Regions from separate parts of the Homo sapiens genome. Here region 2 is linked to region 1. A link is a loop called in an ENCODE intact Hi-C map of the cell type or tissue named here. Cell type or tissue: IMR-90. All regions are shown on one strand.

The links. Hi-C counts contacts between places; a loop is a spot of excess contacts. Peaks named below come from ENCODE experiments on the same cell type or tissue, not always from the same donor. Only the 100,000 strongest peaks of a DNase experiment are listed, where the experiment ranks them.
Region 2: a loop joins it to region 1, with 2.2 times the contacts of the local background. A loop is called at or near these places in 3 of 110 quality-filtered maps.

Annotation. Positions count from the first base shown.
Region 1 is chr11:15,193,885-15,196,384 of GRCh38, reverse strand. All of the region lies in intron 6 of INSC (INSC spindle orientation adaptor protein), which reads right to left. Among named protein-coding and RNA genes, the nearest start is that of INSC, 80 kb to the right of the region's middle. In IMR-90, no CTCF peak of the experiment used is centred here; a DNase peak (open chromatin) is centred at 1,174; H3K27ac peaks cover 616 bases.
Region 2 is chr11:15,122,603-15,125,102 of GRCh38, reverse strand. The region is part of intron 1 of INSC (INSC spindle orientation adaptor protein); the gene reads right to left. Among named protein-coding and RNA genes, the nearest start is that of INSC, 8.9 kb to the right of the region's middle. In IMR-90, no CTCF peak of the experiment used is centred here; a DNase peak (open chromatin) is centred at 1,082.

The sequences.
Region 1 (2,500 bases):
CAAGTGTCAACTGCTCAAGGTATTCAACCACTGTGAGTCCTGGCGTTCTAACCTGTAAAACAGGGTCACTGATATACTTCTCAGAGGGGTCATGTGGACAAGATACAACAGTGTGAAAGTCCCTGCACAGGGCCTGCACACATAGGAAGCCACCAATAAATAGTAATTATTATCGTTGTTGTTAATATTCAGTGAGACTCAAGTATTCTCCTGGCAGGCTCTGGAGGGTGTGGCCCATGTAAATAATCAAAGGATTATTTGAAATCTTTAAACAACTCCTGGTCATGGCTCTTGAGAGCCCAGGGGAGTGTTAGGGGCATGGGAGATCCCTGAGTAGCTGAGGAAGTGATGGAACAGCTGAGAAGCCTGTGGACAGAAATGTAGGAAGTGATGACTAAACGTGGCAAATAGTTCACCTTAGCCTTTTGTTTTAAAATGGAATAGGATGAAAGTAAAATTGCACCCTTACTTTTCCCATGAAAACACTGGGAAAGTCAGGCAGCATGGTAGATTTGGAAGGTGTCTTAAATATACAGCCCAGCATCCTCAGGCCACAAAGGAGGAGTTAATCCCCAGTGGTCTGGCCAACCTCCTCCAGTGAGCTAGTGGCAGAGCTGGGATGAGAGCTGCCCTCTTGTCCCAACCCAGGCCTTTCCCCCTGCTTTCTACCACTGGAAATGTTTGGGATTAATGTTTAACTGGAGTTAAGGCCTGGTCCTGACAGGAGACTAAATCTGCAGGAGGTCAAACATCATCTTGGCTTACAACCAAATGCATGTCTCCTCTCTGCTTTCCTGAATGTGAAGCACAAATGCAGGCAGGTGGTAGGAGCTGTCTATATCAAGCGGCACATGGAAACAGACCTTGAGTGCTCAGGTCCTGAAACAGAACACCCAGAGCTTCAGAGCTCTTGCCAAGCAAAGTTTCCTTCCCAGGAAATTTCTAAGGCCCATTCTTTACAAAACATAAAATATCTTCAGAACCCATGTGCCATTCAGAAGTCCTTATCCCACCCAGACCTCAGATCCACACAGAGAGCCCAAATCCAGCATGTGTTTGCAACTCATTTTGAAAGGGAAAAATGGTAATTGTTCCAAAAGAAGTTCAGCTACTTACTGTTTGGAATTAATCATTAAACAAATGTTAAGTCAGTTTCAGCTCAGAGGTTGGAGCTGTTGGCTGTTCCCCCACAGCACCAAGACAAAAATCTCCAGTCAGCCCTCTTGACCAAGTTAAATGTTTGAGTCACAGAATCCTTGGAGAAAACAGATCCAATGCTATCTCCTCCATCCCCTTTGCTCCAACACCACTACAAGCTCTTCAGGTTAAATACATTTAAATGACTCCCAAAAGAGAGTAGAGGTCCTCAACCCACGCAGCACAGTAGAATCACTTGGAAAGCTAAAATATTCATCCCAGGACCTACTCCAGACCAATTAAGTCAGAATCCTAAAAATTTTAAAGCTCCCTAGTAGTTCGATTGTGTATCCAGGATTGAGAACTCCTGAGTCACACTTTGGCTCAAGGACCTGAAGGGCCAAAGATTGAACCAGAAGTCACCACTGTGGGGTTTAGGACCATGAACTCTGAATTAAACTTAAAGAGGCTGGGGTTCAATTCTGTCTCAACTCCTTGTCAGCTGCATGATCCTGAATAAGCTCCTTAAACCATTTCCTCAACTGTTGATGGTAACAACATGGTACTTTCTTCATAGGATGGTTTTGTGAATTAAAAGAAAGGAATTATATAATGCATTAAAGACAGAACACAGCAACACTCAAATGTTAGCTATTGCTATTACATAAAATTCACTTCTCCACTCACAAGAGTTGACAAGCATTTACCGTGCTCTAATATTAAGATTGCTTTAAGGGCTTAGATGAGTGATTCTGAGAGTCTGGCCATGCTTCAGAACTACTTGTAGGGCTTGTTAAAATGAAGATTCTCAGGTCTTACCCAAAGACCCCATGGAATCTTGGGTAGGGCACAAGTATCTGGGTTTTCCACAAACTCTCTGAGGGACTGCGATACCGAGTGGGCACTGGGAACCACTGTTGCCAGGGCATCTTCCTGTGACTAGCATCTTAAGTCTACCGAAGGACATAACTTTGCTACCAATTAGATCCCTGGTTCTGTCTCCAATGGTGATGTCATATTTCAAGTGAAAAAGGAGACTAAAAACAAGAAACAAAAGACCTTACTGAGGTCCTAGGGCTATTAGTTGCCTATATTTGCTCTAAGTGTCTTGAATCCAAATTCAGGGGCAAATTAACCATGAAGCTAATTAATTACAACTCCCATTATAATTAATGAAAACCACCATCCTTTTTGATTTAGTCTTCCTTGAATGTAGTATTGGAGTGGCTACAGGCATTTTTCAGATCCAGCCATGAAGTTGAGTGTGAGAGACATGCTTCATTTTGGTTTGGTGGGATATGTTAATGTGGTTGGCATCAGTTTCTCATGTAGGTGAACTACTGCAGACCAACCTGGTACAGAA
Region 2 (2,500 bases), 71 kb after region 1:
ACCACCTCCCACCCCTGGAGCTCCCTTATTATTCTCCGTATTTCTCCATGGTATTCACACTTTTTATGGTGTATAGTACCCTGTTTACAGTCCATCTTCCCAAACCAAATCCTCTAAGGGCATGAAATATGTGCTTTGCTCACCGTCACATCTCCAGGGCTGAGACTTAAACATGGCACCTACTAGGTAGGTGCTAAGTAGATAAATGAATGAATTCGTGAGGGAGGGAATGAGCAAATGAGTCTGTAACTTAGACCCTTGCAACCTTCAGGCATTTTTCCAAGATGCTGTTATCTAATGTGGCTGTCATTGTCCTATGCCTGCTCAATTCCAGCCCTGTCAGCCGCCAAAGCAGATGGACAGCACACATTCTAGGGAGCTCTTTGTAAATGACAAGCCTAAGAGAACTGAAAGAACAGCTTCTATGGGGATGGGGCCAGGATTAGTCTACTGCCTGGTTTCTAAATGCCACATTTTAAAATCCTACTCTCCCACCCTCCCCCAGCCTCTCTGCAAATTCCACAGGGCCAAAGTGCAATCATAGTCTAAAATGAAGAAGAAAACAAAAGCATCACCTTTTCCACCATAGGGCTCATGGGGAGCTGTGTTCCTATTTCCCCTTAAGGCCAGAGCCCCCTAACACCTCTGCAAAGCCCAGTCTATCTTATATCTACCTGAATAAGGAGCCTAATCTCTAATTTCTCATCACCAATGAAAGAGGGGAAGCCAGAAAAGCAGATAGTGAGCCAAGAGGAGTAATCAGTGTGGCCACTTCTGGTCTCCCATTCTTCCTGCTGACACCCTGCAATCATACCCAGCCCAGCCCTAGACCAGCACAGTGACATCTCCCCAACCCCTGACAGTCTCCTCACCTGGGATTCTGAGCTGTGAGGACCATAGAAAAGAGGGATACAGGAGTGGGGCTGAAGATAATGCATTAGCCTTGAGTCCTGCTATAAATCCAACATAAACTCTTGTTCACGGATGGATAGCTGGGTGACAGATGGGTGTGTGGGTGAATGAACAAGAGGAGATAGAAAGTTGAATGAGTGAGTGAGGAATGTAAGAGTAAGTGAGTCAGAGGGATGGAATGGGCTGTTCTGTCCTAGTGCTGATGACATCTTTGAAAGGATGGCTCACTGGACTTAGTAAGACCCACTTTCTGTATTCTCCTTTAAGCATATGTCTAGTGCAGTGTTAGAGGTAGGAAGGAGGTTGACAGCTCCTGACAAATGTGAATCATTTGTTCCAAGGAGTCTTCCATAGAATTGTAAAGATATTTTATACAAGTCCCCAAGGAGCCAAGTCAGGACCACCTGGGAACCCCTTCTATCTCCTGTATGGTCTACAAACCAGAGATAAGGATAGATAGAGAAGCCACAGCTCAGGGATGCCACTTGTGACTTAGCCATCTCCTCCAGGGACCTTCTTAGAATCATCCGGGAATTAGATGTACCTGTCACCAGCCTCCCAAAAGCTCCTTAGTGACATCTTAATTTGTACAGAAGATGGTAAGGTCTCTGAGGGACAGACATGGTTGGCAGGCACCCCAAATGCCAGGTGTCCCAAAATGAATGATCATTTTCCTCCTCAAATCTACTTCTCTTCTCATTTTTATTCCACTGAATGGTTCCATCATCTATCTGGTTACTCAGATGATAAATCTTCATTCATTCATTTGTTCAACATATATTTGTGGCATGTGTCAGTAACATGGTACCATGATACCTGCTAGGATAAAGTAACGAGCAAAACCAGACATGGTTCCAACACTCACAGAGCTCATCATCATATAGAGAAAGTAAGCATTAATGATTACATAAATAAATGTAAAATTGAAACTATGATAAAGGCTTGAAGGAGGCACATGTTTTAAAACTTTATAAAATGGGGTTGGACCTGGTCCTGAAGATTATGAAAGTGACAACTCAGCTGAGAACTGAGAGTAAAGCAGGAATTCGGTAGGTGGAGTCAGGAAGAACGAGCATTCTAAGCAGAGGAACAGCAAATACAAAGATTTATGGTGGGAGGGAGCCTAACAAGCCCTAGAGACTGAGACTCAGCTGAGGCCAGTGTGGCAGGGAGAGCCAGGGAGGGAGTGCTGGGTAGGGAGATGTAGGAGAGGGCAGCAGGGCCAGGCAAGCAAGACCTTGTAGGACTTATTAAGGAGTGTGGTCTTTATCTTAAGATCAATAGGAGGCAACTAATGTACTTTTAAGGAAGAAAATGATATGAACAGAGTTGTGTTTTGAAATGCGCTCTGGCTGCTGTGTGGAGAACAAATTGGAGGGGAGCCAGTGTGGATATAAGGGTACCAGGGGGCTCTTGTGGTACCCCAGAAATGTGAAGATGGTACCATGAACTAGGATGATGCTGGTGGAGATGGAAAGAAGTGAAAGATTTGAGAGATATTTACAAGCTAATATCAACAAGATATGGGGACGGATTGGATATGGGTTTTGAGGGAGAGAGGTGTTGAGGATGACTGCCAGGTCTGTCT